Regions from separate parts of the Homo sapiens genome. Here region 1 is linked to region 2. A link is a loop called in an ENCODE intact Hi-C map of the cell type or tissue named here. Cell type or tissue: PC-9. All regions are shown on one strand. Links, peaks and the distances in the headings refer to the core of each region. The heading gives the core; the rest is flanking DNA.

The links. Hi-C counts contacts between places; a loop is a spot of excess contacts. Peaks named below come from ENCODE experiments on the same cell type or tissue, not always from the same donor. Only the 100,000 strongest peaks of a DNase experiment are listed, where the experiment ranks them.
Region 1: it touches region 2 in a loop (3.0-fold over the local background); 2 of 110 quality-filtered maps call a loop at or near these places.

Annotation. Positions count from the first base shown.
Region 1 is chr5:170,117,718-170,123,094 of GRCh38, reverse strand. No RefSeq gene overlaps it. Among named protein-coding and RNA genes, the nearest start is that of FOXI1, 15 kb to the right of the region's middle. In PC-9, for the core only: no CTCF peak of the experiment used is centred there; DNase peaks (open chromatin) are centred at 1,584 and 2,274; H3K27ac peaks cover 2,345 bases.
Region 2 is chr5:170,182,001-170,187,377 of GRCh38, reverse strand. No RefSeq gene overlaps it. Among named protein-coding and RNA genes, the nearest start is that of LINC01187, 14 kb to the left of the region's middle. In PC-9, for the core only: CTCF peaks have their summits at 2,912 and 3,119 (motif pointing right); no DNase peak of the experiment used is centred there.

The DNA.
Region 1 (5,377 bases), core at 75-5,074, 64 kb after region 2:
AATCCAAACTCATATATTCATTCTCCACTTCCAATCTAATATTAAATCATATAGATTATGTCTCAACAATATTTTTCTATTTGTTCCTTATTTTCTATTACCATTGTCGTTATCTTAGCTCAGGCTCTCTTATTTCATTAATTAAGCATTTCTTTATTATGCATTAAGTTATTAATTCAACAAACATGTATTATTCACCTAGTAGGTACTAGGTATTAGCAGCTGGGAATACCAGCAGTAATCAAGATGAAACCTTATGTTGGGTATAGTCTTCTCACCCAAGTCACTGAAAAGCCTTTAAATAGGTCCTTTATGTATTTTCTGTCTCTAGCCATTCCAAAAAAGTATAGCTAGATAATTTGTAAATTCAATGTCATGTTAATTATGATCAGTTGCTTGTGTTCCTTTCTGTATAGGTCCTTTATGTATTTTCTGTCTCTAGCCATTCCAAAAGTATAGCTAGATAATTAAATACCATACATTAAAAACACTATTACAAAATTAATGTTATTTAATGCTTCATTATAGCTTGAGATAACCTAACAGTGTGGTCATAGTCTTCCTTCTAAGGTTATCTCACATTATTTTCTTAATTTTCCTACATTTTAAATAAATGCATCTGCTAGGTATACATCACCATGATCCCCGGCCTTTCCTTCAGTAGTTATGTTGCTTTTCTTCTTCTTCTTTTTTATTTCAATAAGTTTTGGGGAACAGGTGTTTGGTCACACAGATAAGTTCTGTAGTGGTAATTTCTGAGATTTTGGTATACCCATCACCTGGGCAGTGTACACTTTAGGTAAGGTTAAATCCTCCTTGGGTGATCTGGATTTTCAGGTTCCCCAGTGAGGATGTGTGTTCGGAGGTGGGCTTTCGCCCCTCACACTTCAGGCACTCACCGTTTTTCAGCTATCTCATGGCTTTTGCAGTGAGATAACTGAAAAAGGTCTGTGTATTCTTTTCATTTTCCAGGTATGCTCCTGCAGTAATTGGAGCAAAAGTTTACGACATGAGTCTCCACATGCTGTTCTGCCTGTCCAAGTGGGAGCTGCTAGTCAGTCCTACCTCCCATGCCCATTTTTTTCTCTCTGGGTCTGGTACTTTCTCTCCAGCAACAGAGTTGCCCCAAATTCAGTCACTCAAGCTTTGCTTTTGCCGAGCAGTTTCTATTGGTTTGTTTGCTTTAACCATAGTCACATCTTACCTGCACTATCATTCATTTACTATTACTCATTTAAGTCAGCTCTTTTTTTCTAAAGTAAATTTATTTGAAAAGGAAACTTTATGTCATGACTTTAAAAAGTAAACCAGCCTCACTTGCTATATAGAAAAGATAATCGTAAAAATAAATGCAAACTATTCTTCAGTTATTGTTGGATACTATTTCCTGCAAAGGGCTTGAAACCTTTGTGGAAAAGGGAGATTGGCAGGTATTAGGGGGTGCTGATGACATGTGTGCATCAAACTGGACTTTTCTCTTTGGATGAAAAGAGAAAGCCTGAACCCAGTTAGAAAAGAACAACTTTCTTCTCTGAGTCAGTGTTGTCTAATACTTTATCCACGAGTCACCTAAAATCATCTGTGTATGTCAGTGCCGTGTGCCCCACATGCTTGGAAACTCGGCCGTATCTCATTTTGTCTTCACAGCTGCTTGATTAACCCGTAGGGAGGGTCTGAATACCTCTTATTTTAGACATGAGAAACCCAAGGCCTCTCGGACACTCACCCAACAGCGTGGTAGTAGCCAGGGTTTGAATTGGGAAAGTCACTCTCCAAAATATGTGATCTTTTCATTGTCTGCTATGTCCTGTTTCCCCTAGAAGTCCAGTTTTTGGGACTTGTGCATGGAAGAGCTGCATTCAAGAACTTCCTCTCAGTTCTGTTGGCCCTAAGTTCATCCAATGTTTCTTTTTGCACTAGTTCTTTCTCTCCAGCATAGCCACATGCTGTAACCTGAATGGTGTCCACTCCCCCACCACCTTGGCTCATTCATCTGTTAAAGCTCTAGCCCCAGTGTGACCATGTTTGGAGACAAGGCTTCTGGGGGGTAATTAAGATTAAATGAGGTAATAAGGATGTCCTCCTAATCCCATAGCATTGGTGGCCTTGTAAGAAGAAGAACTCTCTCTCTCTCTCTCTCTCAGCCATGTAAGGACATAGCAAGAAGTCTGCTGTCTTCATGCCAGGAAAAGATGCCTCACCAGAAACTGACCATTCTGGATCCTGATCTTGGATTTCCAGCTTCCAGAGCTGTAAGAATATACATTTCTGTTGTTAGGCAATCTGGTCTGTGGTATTTTATTATGGCAGTCCAAGCTGACTAACATACCAAATTTGGGGAGTTTTTAAGTCTACGTGAGCACTGACTTGCCCTCACTGGCACTCCATGACATTGGAGACAGCTTACAGAACTACACCTCATCCCCAAACCTGCTGCGTCACTAACATAAGGCCTCAATTCTGTGTCTGTCATCTGGGGAAGGGAGATATTGCCTGTCCTCATTTACTTCTCAGGGTTCCTTGGGGCATCAAAATATGACCACAGGCATAAAACAGATGGTCAAAGCTAAAGGAAGCCCGGCTTTCACTTTATTCTGCTGTTTCCTCTTCCAGTCAAGTCCATAAGTGCCAGGACTGCATTAAATAGTGATAGGGTCAGCACTCAAACACAGGGCATTTGACTTCCAGTCCAATGCTCTCTCCAAGGCACCAAAAGAAAGGAAGAGCCACTGGAGACAGCGACATGTGCCCACGCACAGTGGCTCGCGCCTGTAGTCCCAGCACTTTGGGAGGCCAAGGCGGGCAGATCATGAGGTCAGGAGTTAGAGCCCAGCCTGCCCAATATGGTGAAACCCTGTCTCTACTAAAACTACAAAAATTACCAGGGCGTGGTGGCAGGTGCCTGTAATCCCAGCTACTTGGGAGGCTGAAGTAGGAGAATTGCTTGAACCCAGGAGGCGGAGGTTGCAGTCAGCTGAGATCGTGCCACTGCACTCCAGCCTGGGTGACAGAGTGAGACTCTGTCTCAAAAAAAAAGAAAAAAAAAAGAGAAAGTGACATATGACTAGTTTGTTTGTGGTAGCTGAAGAAAGATCATCTATGTACTAACTTACCCTCCATACATTAAATAACGCATGGTATATTTTCACATATCTAAGACATTTGACATCCTGTTTGGTGTCTTTCTCCCTGTCCTCTCTCTGAGCAGTGCATCATTGATACCGCTTCGATTAGTTCTGCTAAATCTCTTTCATTCCTTTTAAATAGCTACATAGTCTTTCATCAGAATTATTATAAACCATGTCATGGTTTATTTATTCCATTTTGTTCATGGTAGACATTCAAGTTATTCCTGCATTTCACTAATATAAACTTTGCACTAATATAAATGTATCTGTGAGGCACATTCTTGTACATACATCTTGGTATGCCCAGCCTCAAAATTAAACTTGTAGTAGAGAGATCCTTAAGTCAAAAGAGATAGACATTAGACATTTCCATGGTCATTACTGAATCGCCCTTAAGATCATTTTGCCTTGTTCTTCATCCGAGAATATATGAGACAAGGGTACCTATTCCCTCCTATCCTTGACAGTTCTAGGCTTTGCTGATGTGTCAGTGGAAAGGATATAATATCATCTTGGTCTATTTTCTTTGATCATTAGTGAGACTAGGCTTCTTTACATGTGTCTATTATCTATTTGCATATCTTTGTTGGTGAAAATAGATTTGCCCATTTTCGACTGGGAAAGTCTTTGTCTTACTAATTTGCTAGAGATCTTCCTACAATACAGTTATTAAATTTTTGACATGTATGCGGTAACATTTCTCTCCCTTTGTGTTTACTTTCCTACTCTGTTGATGGAGGCTTTGCCGTACAGAAACAACTCATTTGTATGTAGTTGACTTTGTGAATTATTCTTTCATACTTCCTGCCCCAGTTGTAATGCAAAGAAGGGGCTTCCATCTCAGCTAGCTTCTAGGAACTCAGATTGCCCCTGAGGGCAGGAGGGGTGAGGCACCAGCCTTTCAATGTCATCAGTGTGACTCTCAGTTTTGTTACCCACCTGCTCGCAACCTTTGCAACGCTCCCTGATGCCTTGGGAAGAAGAAATGAGCTTCTCTCTGGGATTTCAGGCTACTTTGCTTCCTGCACTTACTTAACTCCTGCCATCTTGAATCACTTGCATTTCTCTCTCATCTCCAGGCATTTGTGCATACTCTACCTCTGCCTGCATTATTCAGCCCCTCACAGACCTCTCTCAGGTGTCACTCCAAGGAGCCTTCCTTGCCCCCTCACCTGTGACAGGTGCCTCCTTTGTGCTGACCCATCAGAGCGCATGCCACAGGGAGCCATGCTAAGATGTTTACTTGTCTGTTTATCTAACAGGCTATCAGCTCCTGGAGAATGGGACCATTTTTGTCTCACCAGTATACAGTGTCTCTAACTCCTAACACAGTGCTGGGTACATCATAGACTTCTGATGAACAAATGAATACTTGAATGAGTTTTCAACCCACCTATTATCAACGTCCTCCAGCCAAGGGCTACTTGGGACACCCCTGTTGTTAAACAAGTTGGGTTGGTCCCTCACTGCAGTGATGGGGAACATGTAACATAAAGAACAGTGAGCATTTCAGTATAAGGGTATCAGAGAGGACTTTAAAAATGTGGGCTTATGTTAGGTGTTTGGAGGACAGCTTAAGGAAGAAGGGCTTTGCTTGGATTGAATGCTGTTGGGAAGTGAAGAAAATTCTAGAATTGGGCACCACAATAAATCATATTTGGAAGGAGGGAAGCATGGAGTGAGGCTAAATCTGGAACAGGCAAAAAAGCAGCAGCCCCTCATATTAGCTAGGACTGGGGCCATGTGGTCATATTGCAGCTTGAGGAGTGCTTATGTTTTCATCTGTGTTCACACATGATTGTGGAGTGGTCTTGATTTTGTCTTGATCCATGTTGATGCTCTGAGAAATTGTTCATGTCCAACAGACCAAAGGCCTAGCTGTGAGGGCCCAGCTGGCCCCTGGATTTCTCCCCAGCTGTTCACTGGGTCACCCATTCAGTCCCCATCAGCACCTCTACCTTCCCCCACCGCCATTCCCTGCCATCACCTCCACCCATCTTCTGCTCCTGCCCACATTCAAACCTGCTCCCCAGAGGGGGTCTGTTGAACACTCTCCATGGGCAGTGTTGAAGTACAAAACCCCCAGGCCCCTTGGGAAGCTGGCACATTTGTACCTGATTGTATGTCTGGCATTAACAATGAGACTCTGGCCTAGGCCTCTTCACTTTGTGAGATTCAGTTTCCTCGCCTTTGAAGTCATGGCCTGAGTTCCAGATTCCAGGAAGCCATTTTGCTTCACTCCTGAGGGA
Region 2 (5,377 bases), core at 106-5,105:
GTTTCTGTTCCTGTCAGGTGAGGGGTTGAACTAGAGTTCTCTAAGCTGCCTTCCATCTTGGACCCTCTTGGATTCTAAGTTGTGGAGCAAGAGAGAAGGGGCCTGTCTAGTTTTCCAGCATTGGAAAAATTGGGGTGATTTTTTCGAGAACAACTGACTGCTTTGAAAATTCTCGTCATGGGTAAAGGAAGTCAGCCCCTAGTTTCCAGATCAAGCCAGTGTTTTGCATCCATAGGCCTAAATCTGTAGCTATTTCCAAGCCCATTAGGGACAATAATAGAGCTCCTTATTTCCGGGTGTGCTGGCTGGTGCGACAAAGCATGTCTTTTGCTGGGAACTGGAGCGTTACGGGGGATAAATGTGTCCCAAGTCACTGGCGGAACAGGAACAGCATTTCATTTTGGAAGCCAGTAGTTAAGTTAAAACCACCTCTATGTGGGCCTATTCAACAGAAGATCCCTGGGTACCTACTGTGTGTTAGATGCCTTCCATATATTGTCATTCTCAAAAGCTCTATGATAAGGACATTGGGCCACATTTCAAGATGGAGAGATGGGCTCAGCGGGGCATGCCTTTGCACATTCCCTCAGTCAGTAAATGGCCAAGTAGGGGCCAGAATACCAGGTCCTTTCCACTGTAATAGGCCCTGGACTGGACACAGAGGCTGTAAAAATAATTCAGAGACACTTGAGTTCTTTGTGGCCAAGAAGAAAAGACAATAGTTTAATATTTACTAAAGAGAAATCCAAGAATGTCAGGACATCCATAACTTAACCATCTAATTTAACTCCCTCATTTTACTGAAGGGCAGATGGAGGTCTAGAGAGGTGATCTGACCTGCCCAGGTGACAGGTGGCTGGCCACAAAGCCAGAGCTGTTACCCAGGGCTCCTGACTTCCAGGTTAGAGCTTTTCACTGCTGCAGTGCCTAACTCCAGGGACAGAGACTGGGGGACTGTTGCCAGAACAAGGAAATGGAGAAGTAGGAACAAGGCTAATTCCAAGTCATCTGCCTCCATATTCAGAGTTCAGAGTAAAGAAAAACAGAGTTCCAGGAAACCGTCGGTGGAGACCATTTCATAACCACACTTTTAAAATAGCAAAATACCATGTTCTTTTCCTGTGACCTCCTGCAGACTCAAGGACAAATTTCAGAACAGCCATTTAGTGAGATTCTGGTTCCTTACTCCCGATCCTTGGACACCCTCACTTATTAAGACCCTAAGAGATCCTCACTCATTAAGACCCAAGTACTTCTGAGCAGAAATTCCCATTTTGGAATTTTCCCATTTTTATTCCCAGTGGCACAAAGGACTTCATTTACTATTTTGCCCCAAACACCCTTTGTTTTGAAAGTGTAATCATTAAGTTGTCTTTATTCATCAGTCACAAATTGTTTTTCTCCATTTTATCTTAAAGACAAATAGAAACTTTGGATCAGTGTGAGATGGTCAGGGAATTGATGGTTCTAATGATAGCGGCCCTTGACTGAGCCCCAACCACCTGTCAGGTGTTCTGCTGAGAAAGCACGTGACTGCACTTAGCTCATTTGACCTTCCCAACAACCCTTGGAGGTTAGTACCATTATCCTCATTCCACAAATGTAGGGACCAATGTTGAGAGAAGGCCATCTCAATAGGAAGTTGCAGGGCTGGGGCATCTGAGCCACTGAGCTATACTATACAATTTTCTTAGTCTCTGCAACTTGTTGAGGCCAAAAGAGCACTTGCAGACACATTTGGAACCTAGGGCCCTTGACTGCCTCTGAGCATCCTGAAAGAGTAGGCCTCCTCTGAGAAGCTGAGGGGGCTTAGTTGCTGTAGAGGATGAAGGTAAGATTCAGGTGGATCTCAGCCATTCTGGGAGCACTTGGCCAGGGCCCACTGGGCCCCATAACATTGTGCACAGTGACTGCTCACTAAACCAGGACCCAAGCATCCCACAAGTGGGAAGGGTGGGTTGCACGACACATGAGGCAAGATAGATGGGTTTGCATGCCAGGCAGACACCCATCTGGTCTGAACCCCAGATTCTTTTACTGAAGAGCTATGTGATCTTGGGCAAGGGTTTTCATCCTTCAAGCCTTGGCTTTCTCACCTGTCCAATGGGATCAGTACAACCTACCTCAGTGTTACTTCAGAGGATTCAATGACAGCCGACACTGTCCGATGCTTGGAAGACAGCAGGTGCATAATAATTGAGAGCTGCCATCCTTGCTACTTTCCAGGTGGTGCTCCAAGAGCCCCCTTGACTCCACACCTGAAATATTCTATGTCTGCCTCACCCAGAGTCTGTACTGCACTGAGACTAAGCTGCGACTTTAGACATCTCTTGCACCAGCATCCAGGGCCAGAGCAGCCCTCTGGGCATCACTGTTCCCCACCTCACAATCTGGGTAGTAGCTTGCCTCCTCATGCAAAGACTTGGGGCTCTGCTGTCCAGGACAGTGGTGCTGGACAGTGACCTGGAGACGCTGACAAGCAAATCAGCTGAAGGCAACAGAGAACAGAGAAAATATGGAAGAGAAGCATGGGAGAGAGATGTGGGGAGTAATCTGAACTCCGGGAGGCAGGACGCTGTGGTCAGTGAGGGACAGGGGTCTGGTGTCCTACAGACCTGGGTTGAAAGTCTGGCTGTCCTCTGCATTAATGTGTCTCTCTGGACAAGTCACCAGCTCTCTCTGAGTTTCAGTGCTCTCATGTGTAAAATGAGGATACTAATAGTTCCTCCTTCAGAAGTTTGTTTTTCGGGAAGATTTAATGAGATAATGTATGCAAAGCACAGTACCTGGCTCATAGGACGTGCTCAGTATGACAGCCATGATCATCACAATGATGATTATCTCCTACTAGTCCAGTGATCAGTCAGTTTTCTCAAAGGCTGTGTGTGGGCGGTATCATCATGCTTCCCATTTTACAGATAGGGAGGCCAAGGGGAGGGGCAGAGCCACTCGAATAGGTAGATCCTTTCGCTTGCACGTGCTGCCACCCAAGTGGGTTCTAGCTGGGCTCTGGGTGCTTGTTGGCCAGAGGTGCCATGTGCAGGAGCAGAGCCATTCCCAGCCTTTTGATCCCCTTCCCTCTGGGACTGTCCCACACTGAGAAGAAAAGCTGCAGGAGCTGACCTCTAGGGGGCAGCATGAGCTCTGGAAACTCCAGGCTGGCTGCAGGGACTGGGCTGAGCCGGCTTCAGGCGGGAAAGCAGGTGCATCCAAAAGGTGATCCAGGGAGCCTGGGTAGGGGCTGGCTGGCTGGGTCCCAGGCTGCTTGTGCTAGGAGCTGAGGCCAGGGCTGGGCTTTGAAAGAGAAGGAACCAGAGGGGCACTGAATTAGGATGCTTGGTCCCCTGCCTTGCAACCCTCTCTCCCCACTATTTCTGTTCGGCGAATAGAGGCTGAACATGGCCAGGCAACATGGGGGATTGAGTGGGACGCATTCCCAGACCTTCAGGGAGTGAGGGAGCCTGGTGCAGCCTGGGAAGTGGCAGGGTGGGGTGTCATGCTAGATGGCATCTGGCTGAAAGAGTATTTCCCAAGCCACTAAGGGCCACGCAGAGCCCAGGACAGGTCTTAGGCCTGCACTTGGGCCCCTCTGGCCTCTGCTCACCTTGGGGCCCACTGAGTGCCCTGTTTCTAGGCCCTTCCCAAGTCCCTGAGTCAGAATTGCTGTCTTTTTGACCAGAAGTCCAGAGGATTTCTGTACAGGTTCCTATCTAATAACTGTGCTGATGACAAAAAAACCTGATAGAAGGGCCAGGAGGGAATATTGGGACTATGTATTGATCAATCCTTGCTAGGCCCTGGGCTAAGTGCTCCACAGATATTGCTCTCTGCATTTTCCCCTTCCTGACAGTCCTTCACCTGCTCCTTATGACGATGGAATGCACTGGCTCAGAGAGGTGAAGTAACATGTACAAGGGCACACAGCTGCCAGACCTGAGGCAGATCAGAACCCAGGGCCATCTGGTTCTAAAGCTTGGGAGCTTTCACTCCCAAGTAACTGGGTATGGGGCTGGAGAGGGCAGCAAGGCTGGCACCTGGCCCACAGCCTAGGAAAGAAGCTCGGATACCCCTGGCCTTCAAGAGTGGTGCCTGTCACAGACCCTGCCCCTTGCATCCTGGCATTTGTTGAACACTGAAACCCGTAAAACTTAAAAAAAAAAAAAAAAACAAAACAAAACAAAACAAAAAAACCCCAAACAACAACAACAAAAAACTGGTTAGACAGAAGAGCTAAGCCTTCTGTTTTCCCCTCCACCCTGGCCTCTTCCAGAGATGGCTCAGCCCCCCTGTTCAGACCAGAGTCCACATGGCTCTTGTACCTTGAACATTTTGGCAGGAAAGGGGCTGAGAGTGGGAGGAGAAGGGCTGGGTTTGAGGATCCCTGGTAATTCTGTTTCAGACTCCTTCAGCCTGTCAGATGCTGGGCCTTCCAGTTCTGCTTCCCTTTGCCCTTGGATTTTCAACCGTAGTCTCCTTATTGGTAAAATGGGTCTCCTGCTTCTGGCTGCAATTTGCAAGGACTCTGTGAAATCATGTGGGAGAAAGGAGCTCCGGGAACCCGAATGTGCGGTATGAACATCAGTAATTACTTGGGACAACTGCTGAGTGCGTCTGGCTTTCAGAAATTGTGATCAGTTCAGGGCAATTCTCTGCACTGTCTCTGGATCCTGCTAGTCAAATTAGGCTCAATTAGTCTATTTAAATGATCCCTGTGCACGCTCTCTCTCTCTCTCTCTCCCCCCCACGCACCCCATTGTGTCTCCCCATCCTATTACCTCTCTAATCTGTCTCACTTCTTCACTATTCAAATTAGTGATTTGAATGACTAGAAGCCAGCAGTTTCTTCCCAGGCCCCGTGGACCAGAACTTGTTGAATTTTCAATCAATAGAGGCCCCTCCTTCGGGCCTCTATTGATTGAGAAAAGCCAAAGTTCTCACCGCCTTTTGTCCAGTGCTTTCACCACCTGAGATTTCAGCCGGTTCATGCAGCTTGTCTACAAGGCATCAGTGTGCTCTCCAGCTTGCAGAGAGAGGAGAGAAGGAAAGAAGCCTTATGAGCTTCCCTCAGAGTTGCAGACAAGCAAATTGTTTCTTTTGGTTAAAGGTGCCATTTAGCCAGAATGTTGATGGATTAGTAACAGGGAGAAAAAAAGACAGCACCATTAATAACACTGACCATTCCTGAGGAGGGGTGGCCCTCCAGTGCTATCTACTTGCCCTGACACCAGACACCTCTCATTTTTAAAACTGCTCTGGTCTTCCCACACAAGATATCATCAGCATATGGCTCAACCCACAGCAGCAGCTGTGAGATGGCGATGGCTTTTCAGTTCCATGGAGTCAGGCTGAGCTCTCAGAATCCCCCAATTTGGGCAAG